Regions from separate parts of the Homo sapiens genome. Here region 2 is linked to region 1. A link is a loop called in an ENCODE intact Hi-C map of the cell type or tissue named here. Cell type or tissue: HepG2. All regions are shown on one strand. Each heading gives the region's core, and the rest is flanking DNA. Links, peaks and the distances in the headings are about the cores only. Region 1 overlaps CDK19 (cyclin dependent kinase 19). Region 2 has its middle 88 kb from the start of SLC22A16.

The links. Hi-C counts contacts between places; a loop is a spot of excess contacts. Peaks named below come from ENCODE experiments on the same cell type or tissue, not always from the same donor. Only the 100,000 strongest peaks of a DNase experiment are listed, where the experiment ranks them.
Region 2: it touches region 1 in a loop (2.0-fold over the local background); 2 of 110 quality-filtered maps call a loop at or near these places.

Annotation. Positions count from the first base shown.
Region 1 is chr6:110,648,534-110,658,637 of GRCh38, reverse strand. The region is part of intron 4 of CDK19 (cyclin dependent kinase 19); the gene reads left to right. Among named protein-coding and RNA genes, the nearest start is that of CDK19, 160 kb to the left of the region's middle. In HepG2, for the core only: no CTCF peak of the experiment used is centred there; DNase peaks (open chromatin) are centred at 1,927, 4,107 and 4,397.
Region 2 is chr6:110,559,963-110,570,066 of GRCh38, reverse strand. It overlaps the pseudogene RPS19P5. Among named protein-coding and RNA genes, the nearest start is that of SLC22A16, 88 kb to the right of the region's middle. RefSeq lists enhancers at 3,810-4,309, 4,310-4,811. In HepG2, for the core only: a CTCF peak has its summit at 4,248; DNase peaks (open chromatin) are centred at 3,216 and 4,186; H3K4me3 peaks cover 994 bases.

The sequences.
Region 1 (10,104 bases), core at 1,029-9,028:
ATATGGAAGTTTTTAAAAAGCTTGATTAAATGAGATCACAATTAGCAACTGCTTCAAATGTACTTTTCATTCTTCCTTCTTGAATGATATATTACTAAGAGAGGCTTTGGAGGTAGCAATTCCATGCTAGTCAAATGACTTAATTATTTGTTATTTTTATTTGATTTATCAGTTAACATTCTACTTAAAGAGGATTATGACAAGAAGTAGTATTTCTTTTAATATGACTTAATCATTCTGATTTCTTTTAAAATGCATAGTTAGCAATCAGAAAGCAAAGTATGGCCTGGATATCTTCTGACCTGCTATTTTAGGTGATTTTGGACAATTGCAAATCTTGTCATGCTGAAGAATCATACTAGTGTTCCTGCCAGTGACCTCTGGTTCCTAAGAAGTTCCTTAAAGCTGAGTCCTTGATAGTCTAGGGCTTAGCCATTCATGTCTGCAGTCTGGAGGCCTTTGATGGTAGTGATGCCATCCATGCTCCTGTCTTGCTGCCTCTACACAGGCCTTGTGAAGATCAGACACAATGTTTCTTACAGTGCTCTGGATATGGTGACACACACCTTACATGTGTAAGAAGGTAATATTGATGTGTTTTCTAGACATGGGCTATGATTTTTCTTTTTGGCATGACAGTTTTTTTCATCATCTGAGTTCATAGCCCTGTAGTTGGAGCTTTCAACAGAGTCCTGCACATCTATCTGTCAGTTTGAATTAATGCTTCACCAGTTATTCCATAGTGAGAGGGTACACACCAAGAATCCCACTTCCAAGAGGGCCAGCTTGCAAGGAGCCATGGTTTGACTCACAGTGACATACAAACTCTCTTAAGGTTTAACTCAGGGTCAGGGCTCATTTGATAATCACTGACTTAAGCATAAAGTTTTAGTGGCCTGTGCTGACAAACACATGTATTAAGAAGACTATTTACCAAACTAACTTCAAGGTCACTAAGAGGGTCTAATTAAGATACATCCCACATTGATAGCAATGGCAGGAACTAGTTGAGAACCAAAGGCTACAGACAGAGCCCCAGTACTTTGAGGCCTTTGGCTATTACTGAAGAATCAATTTAGGCACGCTATTTTATTAAATTAATTTTATTGAGGTGGAATTTATATACAGTAAGGTATACCCATTTTAATTACAAATTGATGAGTTTTGATAAATATATACCTGGGCAATTAACACCACAGGTATTCTATTAGACTAGCAACATAGATACCTTATAAGAATAAGGGAATCTTGCATGCAAGGACTGATGATTCATTTTACCAAGAGATTACATATGATAGTTATTTTGTGGGATCATATCCTCAACTAAGCACACATCAGGTAGAAGTCTTCTATAGGGAGGGCCATAATCAGTTAAGTACTGTTCATTTTCCCAGGGTGCTGTGGCTGTCACAACTCTGGCTTGGAGTGCATCTCTGAGAGAACTGGGTTTTCATCTGGACCTGCTACTCTCCGCACAGAGTGAACTTGGTCAAGTTGTAGGTCTTTCTCTTCTCTAGGCCTCTCTTTCTTCATCAGTAAAACAAGAGAGCTCAGTCTGAGAATTTCTATCTCTGACATTCTTAATTTCTCATGATAATAAGACCAAATTATTTGATCTGGATGTGGGTATTCCAAACATAAATAGAAAGCTACTCTCTACCAGTGTTGCTTCTCTAAGGATGAATTGTACTTATTAATGAACAGGAATAAATCCAAATACCTTTGTAGCATTATTCCTACCATGGATGTTAATGTGGAATATATCGCGATTATACTCGCATAATGACCTTTAAGTTAGTTAGGTAAATAGCCTTCTACATACATGTATTTGTTTTACATTGAACTTTTTATAATGGTTGCTTTTTATTGGTTCTTGTTAGAGAAAAGAAAACCTTATCTCTGTTGTCCAGGCCAGTAACTACTCCTGAAAGACAAAGAAACACATTGTTAACTGTTGGCAGTGCTGGGTTGGCAAGCATTGTTTACTGTGAATACTGAAGTTTGATTAACATAGGTGTTATATTACAGATACTGTTAAACCAGTTTAAGCTAAAATGAAATTAGTCATAGCATTTAATATTACAGGTTTCTCCTGATTTACAGATAGCCTACATATAGTTGTAAATACATAATTTCAAACTGGAAAGGCATTTTCATTAGAAATAACATTTTAAACAGTAGTTAGAGTCTCTGAATAGAAAGACCTATTTAGCCTATAGTGTACCTAAAGTTATGACACTAATGTAATTATGGAACCTAATTGTCATTTTTAGCTATTTATTTATTACTGGATTTCTGTGGGGGGAAGTAGTGGTTTACAGACAAAATACAGAATATTTGCATTACAAACATATTTGGCTTCTTAATATGTACCAGATAGTATGCTGGGTACTGGGAATACAGAGTTAATGAATACGATCCCTTCCCCCAACGAGTACATGGTGGGGAAGAGCCAACAAACATAATCATAAAGCAACAAGGTTTACAAAAGAAATTATGAGGTACATTCAAGGATGAGCTAAGCATAAGGTACTAAGTACCTTGGATAATTCATACTGAGCTGAATAGGAAAGGATTCATAGAAATTGGTAAGATGAAGAGAGGTGGGTGGGGAGAGCATTCCAGGCAGAGGAGTATGAATAAGGGCATAGAGAAGAAAGTACAAGCACTTTATATTACTGGGACAAGGCAAGAAGTAGTAAAAGAAGAGGCAGGAGAAAGAGGACCAGATTATGGTGGATCTTAGTTGTCCTGTTTAGAAGTGTGGATTTTTCCTGTGTCCAGTTTCCTGAGCTGGTCAGGTTTTTGTTAAAGAAAGACCACTCAGACAGGGCTATGGAGAGTTGGTTTGAGGACACAGGGATAGTAGCCTTATCAGGTGGTTGAAGTCAGCTGGTGGAGAAATAAGGAAGGCTTGAACTATGACAGAGGTGATCCAAATTGAGAGGAGGGGAGATAGTTGACAAAAATGTAGGATGTAAGTAGTCAGATCTGAGGATTGGTTAGATTTGAGGGAGAAAAGAGAGCGTCAATGCAAGTTCAGACTTCTGCTTTTGTTGACTTTGTGACTGAGAAAGGATTAACCAAAAAAAGAGGAGTTTTGACAGGGAAAAGTAAAAATTTAGTTTGGACAAGTTGAGTTTGAGGTGACTGTGGTAATGGCTACTGTCAACATATCTCTGAGATATATGGAAAGTTAGAGACCTAGAGGTATAGATTTTGGTGCCATTAGCATATAGAGGATTTTTATTTTTATTTATTTTTTTTTTTTTGAGATGGAGTCTTGCTCTGTTGCCCAGGCTAGAGTGCAGTGGCGCGATCTCGGCTCACCACAACCTCTGCCTCCTGGGTTCAAGCAATTCTCCTGCCTCAGCCTCCCAAGTAGCTAGGACTACAGGTGCGTGCCACCATGCCCGACTGATTTTTGTATTTTTAGTAGAGACAGGGTTTCACTATGTTGGCCAAGCTGGTCTCGAACTTCTGACCTCGTGATCCACCCACCTCAGGCTCCCAAAGTGCTGGGATTACAGGCGTGAGCTACCGTGCCCGGCCTATCGAGGATTTTTGAAACCCCAGAATAAAGTAAAATAATAACTTTTAAAAACCGTTATTCAGAAGTGAGCTTGGCATGTTTTGGAGTATTTATTCTAGTTTCCTTCAACTTCTGTTCTTTCTTTCTTTCTTTTTTTTTTTTTGGAGACAGAGTTTTGTTCTTATTGCCCAGGCTGGAATGCAATGGCATGATCTTGGCTCACCATAACCTCCACCTCCCGGGTTCAAGTGATTCTCCTGCCTTAGCCTCCCGAGTAGCTGGGATTACAGGCATGCGCCACCATGCACGCTAATTTTTTGTATTTTTAGTAGAGGTGGGTTTTCTCCATGTTGGTCAGGCTGGTCTCGAACTCCTGACCTCAGGTCATCTGCCCGCCTTGGCCTCCCAATGTTCTGGGATTACAGGCATGAGCCACTGCACGCAGCCATCTTCTTTTCAAATTGGGAACTTGCCTCTCAGAGGACACTTATACCTTACCCCATAGCTGGATGGATTATGAGTACAAACCACTGGCAATTTAGCTCATTCACTTATTTGTTTACTCATTCAACAAATATGTATTAAACACAGTATGTACCTAGTTCTCAGCAGACGTATAAAGTTGTGACAGAATGACTCTCCCTGCCCTCTAGGAAGTTGCAACCACAATGATCAGATTCTCCATATTTTAAATCATCTACTATCTAATCAATGAAGTTGTTTTAAGGGGTAAGCAGTTATGATAGACTAATGCTATTAGCAAATAACTGCTTAAGAAAAAAAGAAGAAAAAGGCATAGATTTTACTCTTAGGTAGTTCTTTGCCCTATTTGTTACAGTGCAGAATCTTATTTGTTCAGGGTAAACAATGAAGAACAGTGTAAAGAAAGGAGCATGAACTGAGGGTTTTTTCCTGGGAATGTATGTTTGTATCAAATGTGAGGAAAGTTGTGTCACCACTAACAATATTTAAATAAAAGTATAGTTGTAGCCATTAATATCAAGCCGGCACTGTTCATTGTTTCAGAAACTACTCCAATTGATATTCTGATTGTCTCTGTTCCTATTATTCAGGATTGTAGACAATTGTGTTTGTCTTTTTCTCTCTTTATTGGTACTGATAAGAGTCATATTATGAGTTTCATATTTTTGTCCCAAATGTCTTGGGGTGGGAGAAAGCAAATGTAGTAGGAAGATTGTGTATCTTTAGGCTGTGCTACTCATAATGTGCCAATTAACTGAAATATATTTAACCCTGTGAAAAAATTGATTCTATAGAAGGAAAAAGCAAATCTGGAGTACATGTTAAGTATCATGAATATAAATTAAAGCATTAAGTAAATTCTGCTAAAATGCAGATATTTCAGGAGTAGCTTCTGAGTAATCATATTACTTATCACATTATTTCCCTGACTTTTGCCTTTAAAATACAATTTAACTAAAATGAACCCTGGGCATTGGTTTATCTATCTGATTTTATTGCCGATAACTTAAATGTGAGGCATCCAACTCTTGCCATTTCTACTGTTTCTATGGTAACCAAAGTGTGCAAACCCAGCAGTATCACTTTCTTTCACAGCTGGCATTTTGTGTTCACAGTAAGAAGAGGAGTTTTAGTAAAGCATAGTCTGTGTTACTTGGGATGTAACTAGGTCAGAACAATTTTGGTATCCTTTCTTCATCCTTTTAGGTTTTTTATGTGGGTGAAGGTGTGTATGCATGAACTGTAGTTTTCTTTTTTTTAAAAAAGAGCATATACTTTCACTAAAATTAATCACCATTAGTCTTTTGAAAATTAAGCATAACATCTGCAAACACAACTTAATATAGAATCTTGAGGATTGGATGGAGTTGCCCTGAGACTTGACCCATAGCCTTGTATACCCTTGAATATTTCCATTAAGAAAGATGAAATGATGGATGTGAAATGCTTTGAAAAATTAAACACACTTTGATGGTGATTATATTATTCATTTTGTTATTATTCATATTTTGAAACATCAAGTATCTTGAGACCTTAACATTTATTTACTTGTTCTAAAGGGAACAGGCAATCCCAGTAAAGAAATGCACATTTAAAAATGACTTCCTTCTGCAATTCCAGGTCTTAACTTGACTACAGGAGCCCTTCTCTGTGGTTACTGCCCAAGCTCTAGGTTCTGTTCTCAAACTGTGCAAAAGAGCTCATAAGCTACTACTCCCTTAAACGATGTCACTGCCTCTGCCCTCATCTCAGACTTTACATGGAGAGTCCACACTTAGAGCTTCCATAGGCTTCAAGTATGTTAAATCAAAGGTATTCTCTACTAACTTCAGTACTAGAAAAGAGATATTCCTCCTTTCTCTCTCTGTGTCTTCATTCCATTGTGTTGCTCATATTCTCTGTTTCGACATAGTGTGACTGCAAGAACTTCTATCAAGAGATAGCTGAGTGATCTAAAACCACCTTCCTGTACTACTTGCGTTCAGCAGCTTATAATCTATGTTCATTTCTTACATGAAGCAATTTTTGCTCTCAGATCTCATACTTCGTAGTGTTTTTATCTTACTATCTTTATTTTTAAAGGGTTTAAGCTCAAACTTAAGGAATGAAAAATAATTAAAAAATAAGATAGCTTATTTGATAATTTTACAATTAAAAAATTGTTATGTCCCCTAGAGATCCCATTCTCACTAAGGCTTTCAAAAATGTACTCTAAAATCTGCCTTTACCTTTTCCCCATTTATTTGGATCTCATTTACTGTGTCTGGCTTCTGTAAATGCACAGAAATTATTTTTTTGGAATCACCTATGACCCAATTGTCCATTCCAATAGCCTTCTCAGCTTTCATTATGTTGCACCTGATGGCTACTTTTTAGGTTCTCTTAGCTTCGAGAACCCTGTGCTATCTAGGTTTTCTTACCTTTGTTTTCTTTTTTAGCTTATTTATTTATTTTTTACTTTCTTGGTTTTCTTACCTTTGATGTTCCTTCACAGGATCTTTCTCTTTTTTTCTTTGTTTTTGTTGTTGTTGTTTGTTTGTTTCTTTTTTGAGACAGGATCTTGCTCTGTTGCCCAGGCTGGAGTGCAATGGCGTGATCTCAGCTCACTGCAACCTCCATGTCCTGGGTTCAAGTGATTCTCCCTTCACAGAATCTTTCATCGACTCTTGTTCCTTCAACTCCCTTTATTCTCCTTTGCTTGCTTGCTTTATTTATTTATTTATTATTTCTTTCTTAGACTGAAGAAGCTAAGAAATGCTAAATAAACTAAAACTGTAGTTAAAAATCTTTCTGAGAAAACATCAACCCCAGATGATCTTAGAGGCAGGTTCTCAAAATTTTCAACTGATTGTTTTGATATTATTCAAACATTGTCAAATAATAGAGAAAGAGGGAATGCTCCAAACATATTCTAGAAAGCCAGTATAATCTTGATAGCAAAACCAGACAAAGCATGAAAAATAAAAATTTCAGGTCAACCTCACCTATGAGTGTAGTTGTAAAAATATTAAAATACTAGTAAACCAAATCCAGGAATACGAATGTATTTTTTTTAGAGATGGGGTTTTCACCATGTTGCCCAGCCTGGTTTCAAACTCCTGAGCGCAAGCAATCTGCCCTTCTCGGCCTCCCAAAGTACTGGGATTACAGAGTTGTGCCATCGTGCCCGGCCTATTTTTTATTATGTGTTTTAAAATGCCATTTCTCTAATTATAAGCAATACCAAAATAGACAAAAGCAAACATTAGAGAAATATTTAGTGTACTAGAAGTGATAGTCTCTTCAAATCCTCTGCCATCAGAAATTGGGCAGGAGGAAGATAGTTAGACAGACAGATACATAAATAGGTGTTAGACGGATAGATAGATAGATAGATAGATAGATAGATAGTAGATCTATTTCAACTATTTAAAAATTATGGATAAGACAGAAGATAATATAACAAGTGATGATAATTCTAGTCATGTAAAACCCGAAGTCTCTCCAAGTTATGTGATTCTGTATAATTGACAACCCCCTTCCCAACCCTTTGCCTGAGCTCTTGATTTCCGGTCCTTACTCTCCTGTTCTTACATTGACCTCTTTGCTGTTTCTCTCATTAGCCAGTCTGCTCGCTCACCCAAGTTTTTCCTAACCACTCTAAACACCATGACCTTGACCTTGCCCTTGCCCTCCTGCAAACCTTGTAGCAGTAGCAGTCCTCCCCAACTGCCAAAGCACAGGCCAGAAGGTGCTCGAGAACCTGCCCAATTCTGGTACTAAAATGACTTGGATGAAAACAGAACCATTTGAAACAGCAAGCAAGCCCTTCCTTGGGTTTCCTCTCTTTATAATTACTATTGCTGTGTCACTCTATTTTTCCTGACCCGTTCTATTCTCCTTAGTCTTGTCTCCAGATATCCCCCGTTTTGCTTTGGGCCTTCCAGCTTGCTCCTCCCTCTGCCAGGACTGCCCTTCCCTTAGACACCCAGCTGACTCAGGTGTTATCCCAAATGTTATCTTCTCAAAGAGGCTTTCTCCGAAGAATTTAAAATAATGCTTAAATAATGCTGACAATTATACCCTCCCATCCCACTCCCAACAATGCCTGTCCCCATGCCTTGCTTTATTTTTTGTCTTTGTTATTATATGATACATATACAAGAATATTTGAAATATTTATGGATGTTACAAAGCATAAAAATACAGTGAACTGTTGAGAACCTGTCACTTTACCCAGTAAGTGGAAGATTACCAGTAGCATGCATAAGAGAACCTGTCACTTACCCAGTAAGTGGAAGATTACCAGTAGCATGCTTATGTTTATGTTTCCCCTGTTCTATCCTCCTGGCTCCTCCCAAGAGGTAACATATATCCTGGATTTTGAATCTATTACTTTCTTCTACTTAAAGATAGATTTATCACATTTTTATAAATGTCTAAACAGTATATTCTTTAGCTTTGTCTGGTTTTAAGCTTTATGAAATGGCATCCTGTTCTATATAGTCTTAAATCTTGCTTTCTTTTCACCCAACATAATGCTTCTAAGATTTGAACATGGTTTTACATTTATTTGTAATTCAGTGATTTTTTTATTGCTGTTTTAAAATTCATTGTGTGACTCTACCACAATTTTTTTAAAAAATTGTAATCTGGCATTTTTAAAAATGGAATTACTGATTCAAAGGCTATATATAGTTGTTCCTTTTGCAAGGTCATGCCAAATTGTTTTCCAAAGAAGTTGTACCAACAACTATTCTGCCACCAGCTATGTACTGGAATTCTGACTGACCTACTTCCTATTCAGTAGTTCTAAATTTTGAACCCATCTAGTAGGTATAAAATGGTATGTTATTGTGATCTTAATTTATATTTCCCTCATTATTGATGAGGTTGAACATTTTTTAATATGTGTATTGGTTAAACCTGTCTGTACTTTAGTTAAATGCCCGTTCAGACATTTTGCCCATTTTTCTATTTTGTTGTTTTTCATATTGACTTGTAGGAGTTCTTTATTTTGGATACTAAATCTTTGTTGCTTATATGTGTTGCATATATTTCTGCCAGTTTGTGCTTTGTCATTTATTTTCTTTATCTTTTGATAATTGGAAGTTATTTTAATACAGCCAAATTTATCAGTCTTTTCTTTTATTATTAGGATTTTTTTGTATCTTGTTTAAGAAATTCTTCCCTAACTTAGGATCAAAAAGATGTTCTATATTTTTTTCCAAAAGTTTTAAAGTTTTGCTTTTTCACATTTACTTTTTTAATCTGCCTAAAATTGATGTGTTTATGGTATAAGGTGAAGATTCATTTAATTGATTTTTTCCACATTTAGATAACTTGTTGTACCAACACCATTTATTGAACAGATCCTCCTTTCTCTACTGATCTCAGGTTTCCTTTCTCTTGGTATCATGATTCCATTGAGGGTCTCTGCTCTATCCCACTGATCAATTTGTTCCATAGGAACAAAATCCCTGATGGGATTTTGATGGAAATGACTGTAAATGGAATTTACAAATAAGTATGGGGAGAATTGATTTTTTTTTTTACTGTATCGAATCTTCTTATCTATATATATGGGTTAATTTATTTAAGACTTTCAAAATGTCATTTAAGATAAGGTTTCGGCCAGGCACAGTGGCCCATGCCTGTAATCCCAGCACTTTGGGAGGCCGAGCGGATCACGAGGTCAGGAGTTCGAGACCAGCCTGACCAACATGGTGAAACCCCGTCTCTACTAAAAATACAAAAAATGAGCCGGGTATGGCGGCGGGCACCTGTAGTCCCAGCTACTTGGGAGGCTGAAGCAGGAGAATGGCGTGAACCCGGGAGGTGGAGCTTGCAGTGAGCCGAGATCGCGCCACTGCACTCCAGCCTGGGCGACAGAGCAAGACTCCATCTCAAAACAAAACAAAACAAAAAAACAAAAATTAGCCAGGTGTGGTGGCACATGCCTGTAATCCCAGCTACTCAGGAGGCTGAGGCAGGAGAATCGCTTGAACCTGGAAGGCAGAGGTTGTAGTCAGCGAAGATCGTGCCACTGCACTCCAGCCTGGGCAACAGAGCGAGACTCCTTCTCAAAAAAAAAAAAAAAAAAAAGAAAA
Region 2 (10,104 bases), core at 992-8,991, 89 kb after region 1:
ATTTGTAAGTTTTTCTTCATTCTCTGTTCTTAGCTGGGACCTCGGACTTTATTCTAAATAGTTACTCTAGTACCAAAAGCTGAATGAGACTATTGTGCCACGGGGAAGGGTAATCTCCGCTGGCAGGAAACCAGAACTGGTCTACCTTCAAAATCACCAAGAGGGATATTTTATTTAATTTTCTATTCTATTTCCTATTTTATTTTGCAATTTGAAAAAGGAAATGATGGGTGATATAAACTGAGCAATTTATTTCCTTACCAATCTGCCATCTTTCCCAAAATTCTGGCTCAGAGCTCTGGTGACACAACTTCTTCCCCTGCTTCAGTCTGTAACAGAGTGGGCAGGTGTAGAGACTTAGTGTTGGGACAGCTGAGGCAGAACTCACTGAGCTGATGCTGGTGAGAACCCGCAGTCACAGGCTTGGGTATCCCTGGGCCTGAGCAATGTGGGATCCCTCCCTCCCTGGGCCCTATGTGCCTCCTCACGTACTTGACGATGCCCCAAATTCCTTTAACAAAAAGTATTTACTTACATTAGAGACAGAAAGTCTAAAATGCTAACTGCAGGAGAGGAGAACCATAGGCTGGGGTTCAAACTAAAATGCAGCGATTGATACAGAGCCAGTTCAGGGAGCAGCCTGCTGAGAGTTCTAGGTGTCTGAACGGAGGCCTCCTGCCTACACGATTCTGCCTGTGTTTGGATGCCATCTTTCATCAGACCTAAAACCCATGTCTATATTTCTGCCAAAGAACAGGTTAAGGTTCCTGGGGACTCTGGGCAGTATAAGCAATTCTATGAGGTGATATGGCTGACTTCATACACAAGGTACCACACTGCAGGGCCCCTTCAGCACCACAAGAGTAGTGAGCTTCCCACTTATAAGTGAGAAGGTGTCAGGCCTGATTCAGCAGGAGGAACAATAACGTGAAGGATGTCCCTCGGACAAAAGTCAGAATGAGGCCAGGTGTGGTTGATTCACAGCTATAATCCCAGCACTTTACGAGGCTGAGGCAAGAGGATTGCTTGAGCTCAGGAGTTCCAGACCAGCCTGGCCAACATATTGAGACCTTGTCTCTACCAAAAAACAAAATTAGGCCGGGTGCAGTGGCTCACGCCTGTCATCCCAGCACTTTGGGAGGCTGAGGCGAGAGGACTGCTTGAGCCCAGGAGTTTGAGACCAGCCTGGCCAACATAGTGAGGCCCAGTCTCTATAAAAAATTAAAAAAATTGTCCAGGCGTGTTGATGCACACCTATAGTCCTAGTTACTTGGGAGGCTAAGAGGGGAGGATCACTTGAGCCCAATAGGTCAAGGCTGCAGTTAGCTGTGATCATGCCACTGTACTCCAACCTAGGTGACAGAGTGAAATGACAGAGCAAGACCCTGTCTTTAAAAAATAAAAATAAAATAAAAAGTCAGAGAGGTGAGAAGCACTGGGCGGGAGGAAGCAGGCAGGGAGACTGAGAGCTGCCCTGGGACAGCAGATGACAAGGTGACAAGGTGCCCGCAAGGAGGATGTGGAAGCTGCTGAGGGCAGGGCCTGGAGTCACTAGTGTGCCTGTGTGTCAGCAGTTTCCCTGAGCCCAGCTGTGGTGGTGGAGAAGGCCCTGACTCCCTTGAGGCTGCCTGACTTCCTTCTGGCCTCTCTTTGCAAGTCCTAAATATCACTCCCCACCCCTTGTCACCTCAGAATCTCTTCAGCTAGGGTTTTGCCATGGCCAGGACACACATGAAGAAACTGAGATGGCTTAAAGGTCAAGTCTTCCGATTCCAGCACCTGTGTCCTTGTTCACAGAGCCAAGACTGGTCTTCCTGCTTCTTCACTCTGCTTCCGTGTCCTTGGTCTTGCATATGTTTCTGTCTTCTGGGCTCTGCAAGCGCATGTTGCTTTATTTGCCACCTGAGCCTCACTCTTCAGGCAGCTGTCTAAATTCAATTGTCTAAAGGCAATGAATCATGCAGCAGTTAAGAAGATAGGCTCTGGTGCTAGGCGTTTATTAGCTGTGCAATCATGGGCAAGTTACTTACGCACCTTCTGCCTTAGTTTCCTTCTATGTGAAAGGGATAATAATACCACCTGTTTTCATAAGCTTGTAATAATAGAAAGAGTAAATATTTATAAACAATTTTTTGAGACATGGTTTCACTCTGTTGCCCAGGCTGGAGTGCAGTTGTGTGATCACAGTTCACTGCAGCCTTGACCTCCTGGGCTCAGGAGATCCTCCCACCTCAGCCTCCCAGGTGGCTGGGACTACAGGTGTGCACCACTGCACCCAGCTAATTTTTTGAGCTTTTTGTAGAGACAGGGTTTTGCCATGTTTCCCAGGCTGGTCTCCAAATCCTGGGCTCAAGTGCCTCCCAAAGTGCTAGGATTGCAGGCATGAGCCACCGCGCCCGGCCCATATAAACAATTGAATAATGACTGGCATATGGCATAAGGCTTGGCTCTTGTGCATTTATTTATTTATTCAGCACATGTGTACTGAACACCCACTTGCTATGTGCTGCATCAAGTGATGGAGATGCAATGGTGAATACAAAGAAGCCCTCAGGAAGCTTCTAGTCTAAATGAGGGACATTTAGACTTTAATCAATAATTGTACTGTAAATAACGGTACACAGTGCTTTAAGAAGAGGTGCTGTTATAGGACCACCAGGTTCAACTGCACATTGGACAGTAACAGACCAATACACAGAAATGGTGGGAGTTGTAGCAGAGAAACAGTGTAGTAATCATATGGCAGCCAAACAAGGGGGTGGGAGGGAACCTCAAATCTGCCTCCCTAAGGAGTTTTAGACTGGACTTTTTAAGTGAATTTTGGTGGGTAGGGGGCTGAGGAGCTAGGGATTGCTGATTGGTCGAGAAGTGATGCGTGCAGTTATGGGACAAGGAGATGAAGGAATCACATTTCTGTGCTGGATTGGCACCTTGGGGCTGGGGTTCTGCAGACTCGTTGACATCAGGCATTCTGCTGGAATGCAGGATCTGAAAAATACCTTAAGCAATTTTTTAGTAAAAAGGTCCAGTGTCACAGATTCTCTCTATAGGAACAATGAGGGAGCAGGTGGTCCGTGTGCTACGTGACTCTCGGTTAGCGAGCAACTGCAGGGAAGTGGGTCAAAGTGCACCAGCACACCCTGGTCAGTGCCTAGCTATAACTCTGCCTAGAGCCTGGCTTGACATTCTCGTTAACCCTGTGAGAGTGCTTTCAGTGCGGTGCTGAGAGAGTGTAATATTAATAGATCTCACCCAGGGTGGGGTGAAATGTCTGAGGCCAGACATTCATTTCCCATCTTCTCACCTGGCATTTTGAGATAATCACTGGCTACTCTTTGGACTCTGGTCCCTGAAAAGGAGCCAGTTTGCTTCCTGAACTAAACCAGTGCCCTGAGATGGAAGCAGGATATTATATAAACCACCACCACAAACAGCATACCAGGAAAACACAACTCAGATCTTCCTGGCTCTTCCACTAGCTGTGAGACATGGGGCAAGGCTCCAGATTCAGCTGGGCCTTTATTAACCAGCCCTGGAGTTAAATCATCAACCCAGAGGTCTGTCCTAGCCCTGGAGCCCAAGGAGACCCCTGATTATGCAGCAAGCAGGGTGAGTGTTCATGGATATGTCCTTCCCAGTTACAGAGAGTATTTCAGAGTCAGCAAAGCTCAAAATGCCAAACCACACCAGAAGTGACAAGGACAATTTAAAAATCCAGTGAGCGCATTAGATAATTAAAACTATTCAGACTCTCAACTTTAAGGATTCTTTTTTTTCTTTTTTTTAGATAAGATTTTGCACTGTGGCCCACCCTGCAGTGCAGTGGCACGATCACTGCTCACTGCAGCCTTGCCCTCCCAGACTCAAGTGATCCTCCCACCTCAGCCCCCTGAGTAGCTGGGACTACAGGTGCATGCCACCATGCCTGGCTAATTTTTTATTTTTTTACTTTTCGTAGAGGCAGGATCTCACTATATTGCTCAGGCTGGTCTCCAACTCCTAGACTCAAGCGATCCTCCTGCCTCAAACTCCCAAAGTGTTGGGATTACAGGCTGGAGCCACCACACCCAGCGGGGATATTTTTAAGGCAGAAAAAATGACAAATATGTGACCAGTGGGCAGGGATTTGTTAATTCTTTTAACCCAAGTCGGGGCTACTGTCCAGGCGATACGCCAAACCTGGGCTGGCTTCCGCCCCAAAGTGGACTTTGATGCCTCACCACTCAACGTGCTGGCCTTTGGGCCAGCAACATCACCATCTCCCGGGAGCTTGTTAGAAATGCAGAACCTCGGCTGGGTGGGGTGGCTCATGCCTGTAAACCCAGCACTTTGGGAGGCCAAGGTGGGTGGATCACCTGAGGTCAGGCGTTCGAGGCCAGCCTGGCTAACATGGTGAAACCCCGTCTCTACTAAAATTACAAAAATTAGTCGGGCGTGGTGGTGGTGGGGGTGCTTGTAATTCCAGCTAATCGGGAGGCTGAGGCTGGAGAATTGCTTGAACCCAGGAGGCGGAGGTTGCAGTGAGCCGAGATCACGCCATTGCACTCCAGCCTGGATGACAGAGCGAGACTCTGTCTCAAGAAAAAAAAACAAAAAAAAGAAATGCAGAATCTCAGGCTCTCCCTCAGACCTACCGCATTAGACTCTGCATGTGAACAAGCTCCCCTGGTGAGTGGCGTGTGCATCAGTGTTTGAGAAGCACTGGCCTGAAGGGTGTTGGGAGGCTGCCCACCTGTTTCAGGTGTGCTTTAAATATGGCACCTGTATCTGCATTGTACCAACTCAAAGGACCCAAAAAGTCATCTCCCTCTGAGTCTTCCGTTAACATAAATATCCTAAACTGGGGGTGGAAGGTGGGTGTCTGAATATTCCTGGTTTAGCAGTATGAGAATTCTTCAGCAATGAAGAAAATCTAATTTGCATTCCTAAATGGCACAAAGCCTGTTTCCTTTATGGCTTTGTCTTTGTTTCATCAAATTTGCCCTCTGTGGTCCATATCTGAGACCAGTCAGCTCTGTACACCAACCGAGTTAAGGCCTGCCTCGCTCCTCCAGCCAACCAGCAAGTGTGGGTGCCACGCTGGGTGCCAGGGGGTGGAGATGGATAGCATATGATCCCTAACCTTGAGGGTGCCTTTGTTTTGCTTTGAGTTTTGGAATTTCATAGACTTGGAACTCAGAGTCAAGTTCAGCTAAAACAGCTGAACGTCCCCAAGCTTCCTGCAGAAACTCCCAAACCATGAACTTTGCCCATGGTTCTGAGTCAAAGCCATAATCTAGCCAAGTCTCACCTTCATCTGAATCAAAGAGCATGTCTGAAGTGATAGTTTTAACTTCCTATTCTGATGGTAGGGAGGATGGTAGGAAGGATGGGGGGGGGTGAGTTCTTTGTCCTTGTGGATTTCTGATTTTTTTTAAAAAAAATTATTTTTGTTTTTTGTAGAGACGGGGTCTCCCTATGTTGCCCAGGCTAGTCTTGAACTCTAAGGCTCAAGTGATCCTCCTACCTTGGCATCCCAAAGCGCTGGGATTACAGGCACCAGCCACTGCACCTGGCCTGTTGTTGTTGTTTTTTATTTTTGTTTGTTTGTTTGTTTGTTTTTGAGACAGTGTCTTGTGCTATCACCCAGGCTGGAGTGCAGTGGTGCAATCATGGCTCACTGCAGCCTTGACCTCCTGGGCTCAAGTAATCCTCCCGTCTCAGCCTCCCAAGAAGCTAGGACTACAGGCAAGCACCATCATGCTCGGCTACATTTTTATTTCTGTTTGTTTGTTTATTTATTTATTCTTCATAGAGATGGGGTCTCCTTATGTTGCCCAGGCTGGTTTCAAACTCCTGGACTCAAGTGATCCTCTTGCCTTGGCCTCCCAAAGTGCTGACATTATAGGCTTGAGCCAATGTACTTGGCTGAATTTTTGATTCTTAATCTTGGCTGTACCCAGGAATCTAAAAATGTTTATGCCTAAACTGCAACCCAGGTCAGTGCAAGAACATTTGCATAACAAAGAAGTTAACCGTTCTAAGTGCTTTTCATTTTGCTGAATCTCCACAACCCTATGGAGTAGGTACTCTCATTACCTTCATGTTTGGATAAGGATTATGGGGCTCTGGGGAGTTAAGTGACTGATTGAAGGTCCCTCAGTCTGTGAGGGGTAGAGCCAGGTGGTCTGTCAGTTTCTGCACTAGACTATTATGCTAAAGTGCTTCAAATTGGCCCCCAAGTGCACTTACACATCTCCCCAGGTGTCCATAGAGCGTTAAGCACCTCTGCTATAGACTCAGCAGGAGCCTGACCTGCTCTTGACTCCAGTCTCATAGAATCTATGCTCCCCCAGGTAAGAGGTGGCTGCCAGGCCTGGGGTGGGGGTGACACCTCAATTGTTCAGCCTCAAATCAGAGCAATGCCCCTGGTTTTGTTCCTGCTGTCTAGCTTCAGGTGCTCACATCTCAGTGATGGCAAATCACTCCAAATTCATTTTGCCCCAGCCCCGATCTCTTTTCCCACCTTCTTTTCCTCTCCATCTTCTTTCGATCTCACTCCCTACCTTTAATCTCATCGATCTAAATAGGTTCACAGCACTGTTTATTGCCCACTGGTTTGGGTTATAAATCCACCCAATTTATAACCCAGGGAGGCTGAGGCTGGAGAATTGCTTGAACCCAGGAGGCGGAGGTTGCAGTGAATTCTGCAACCTCCACCTGCTGGGTTCTTCCACCAGGCTTTCAAGGCCCTCTACATCTTCAGCTGGCCCAGGCTTTGTTTCCCTAAACCGACCTCTGCTCTCAGCCCCTCTGCTTGTCTGGGCCCTACCCTTCTTCCCTTGCCTGTGCTGGACTGACCCAGGCCCCAGCTTCTCCCTGCTCCCCACCTCTGGCCAACATGGAGCTCTCCAACCTCTCACTTAACACTTTCTGTCAACCCCACAAGCCTTTGATTAACTATTCTGCACTGTCTTCTGATTGTTTCAGAGACATTAGTCTATCTTACCAACAACACCAAGGACAGGGACTATAATAACTAGTTCTTGTGTTTTCCCTGCAGCATGAAACACTAAGCTAAACATATCAAAAATTTGCAATAAATGCTTGCGGAATTAGATTTATGGACAGACTTAGAAACCAGGCTGATTTAACCTTTTTCCTGGAGGTGATTGAGAAATATGGGGTGGGGGATGGTCTTTGAGGGGGTTGGGATGGTGTCACAGTTGAATACTGGGCAGGCTAGATGCTGTAGTTGAGTACTGGGCAGGCTAGATGCTGGACAGGACACAGGAGACAAGGAAGTCTGGATTGCAGGGTGCAGTGAGATCGATGTGTAAGGGCTATCTGTTGTGTATTGGTTATCTAGTGCTGTGTAACAAACAACCTCCAACCTTAGTGGCTTAAAATAACAAGTGTTCTTTTGAGAATTTGAGAACAGCTGTTCCCCTGGCTGGCAGCGCAGAGGTGTCATGATTCCTGGAGTTACTGTAGAAGACATGAATCAGCAGGAGTTCATCAGAGCTCTGGTAGCCCTCCTCAAAAAGTCCAGGAAGCTGAAAGTCCCTGAATGGGTGGATACCACCAAACTGGCCAAGCGCAAAGAGCTTACTCTCTGAGATGAGAAGTGGTTCTACACATGAGCTGCTTCCACAACATAGCACCTATACCACCAAGGTGGCGCTGGGGTTGGCTCCATGACCAAGATCTATGGGGAATGTCAGATAAATGGTGTCCTGCCCAGCCACGTCAGCCGAGTCTCCAAGAGTGTGGCCCACTGGGTCCTCCAAGCCCTGGAGGGGCTGAAAATGGTGGAAAAGGACCAAGATAGGGGCCATAAACTGACACCTCAGGGTCAGAAAGATCTGGACAGAATCACTGGATAGGTGGCAGCTGCCAACAAGAAGCATTAAAACAAATGATCCTGGGTTAATAAATTGCTTCATTCATTAAAGAAAAAAAGAGAATTTGAGAGCAGCTTAGTTGGATGGTTCTGAATCAGGGAATCTCATGAGGTTGTAATCATGATTGTCAGTTGGGGCTTCAGTTATCTGAAGCCTTGACTGGGGCTGCAGAATCTGCTTCCAAGCTCACTCATGTGCATGGCTGTTGGCAGGAGGCCTCAGTTCCTTGCCATGTGGTTGTTTATAACACAGCAGCTCACTTCCCCCAGAGCAAGCAACCTGAGAGAGAGAGACAGAGAGGGCAGGGCAGGGGAGCATGAAGTCTCTGATGACTTAGCCTTGGGAGTGACAACCATCACTTCTACTGTGTTCTATTGGCCACACAGACCAACCCTGAGTCTATGTGGAAAGAGACTACTCAAGGGCATGGACACCAAGAAGGAAGTTCATTAGGGGCTATCTTGGAGGCTGTTTCCACCAGGAAACATAAGACCCTGGCTCAAACCCACTTGAGGGATGGAAAAGGAGGGGAAAGAGTCTCAAAGGACTCCAGCCTGGAGCCTGGAAATTGAGGGGTCTCCTTTTCAAAAAGGCCTTTCTTGACTACTCTGGCCAAACACTGCCCACCACCCTCACATCACTCTCAGGTTATCCCATATACATTCTTTGCACTTTTCACTCTGAAATTGCCTTTCTTGCAGATTTGTTGTATCTTTCCCATTAGGAAATAAACTCCTTATGAGCTGGGAGCCTGCCTTGTTCATGCTGTGTTCCCAGTACCTAGTATGGTGCATGACATGTAGTGGGTATCAATACATATATATCTAATGAACACATGAATGACACCTGGGGGAAGGGACACGACCCTTTGCCTAGGGGTGGGAGTTTGCACTTTGCACAGGGATGGGGCGAGTGGGGCTGAAATCCAGCTGGCGCCCTGCACTGAAGTCTTGTCCTGGGACAAAGCCTTCCTCCACTGAATACCCGAGTCCTCTCAGCTGGGTCTGCCTCAATCCTACAAAAGGGCCATATGTGCTAGCAGAGGTAGGGGGATCCTGCCAAAATGTTGGGGTGGAGGCTGCAGTCCATAGTGCTATCCCAGAGATCTTTTTATTCTTATTTTTTATTTTCGGAGACAGGGTCTTGCTCTGTCACCCAGGCTAGAGTGCAGTGGAGTGATCATAGCTTGCTGCAACCTTGAACTCCTGGGCTCAAGAGATCCTCCTGCCTTAGCCTCCCCAGTGGCTGCGACTATAGGCGCATTGCACCGCACCTGGCTCAGAGATCTTTCTGAAGCTCACTCTACTTTTCCTGTGGTTCTAGCCCTTTCCTTCCTGTTTGAGGCTCCCTTAGGGTATAAAAGTCACTCTGCAGCGTCTCCTCTAGAGTAAATAAACAATTCTCTTGAGGTCCTTTTCTGCCCCAACCATTTCACCTTCTCTGTGTCTTTATGAGCTTGACTTAACAGGAAGTTCACCTTCTGGCTTCTGTTAAATAGTATTGTCTGGACTGACAGCCTCCGCTTTGCTGAGTGTAGAACCCAGAGGAAGAAGTGGACACTCTAGTTTGAGTTTGGCCATTAAAACAGAAGGAACATTGATCAACACAGGACCTACTTCATTTCATAGCAGCTACACACAGTCGTGACAATTGCTTACCTTTCTATGGTGGTTTATGGTTGTAAACAGCTTTTCCATACTTCAATTCTCAACAGGAAACTGTCATTACCACTAGCTAAAAAGCATTTACTGAGCACCTGTTGCATGCAGAAGGTGCTGTGATAGGGAATATAGTTATGACAAGAGAGATGATAAGTTATTTATCTCCCAAATTTATTGTTAGGTAAGAAATGTGAGGAGCAGAACACTGGGTATGGTAAATTTCTATTTGCATAAAAAAAGTATTATACAAGGAAACATGCTCTCACCTGGCCAACAGAAAGGTGGCTGTTTCTTGAGAGGCCTCACAGGATAGTATTACTGGTGAAACAACCACAGCGCAGGGGCTGGCCTTCATTAAAAATAAAAAATAGATGTATATATATTTTTATATGGCTTGGTATCTTCGGGAGAATACACAAGAACCTGACTACTTTGGTTACCTTTGGGTGGCTGGGATGAAAAGTAAACTTACTTTTCATTGTATTCTTTTGTACCTTTTGAATTTTGTACCACACACGCATATGAAAACATAATAATGTGTAATTAAAGGAAATGATGAG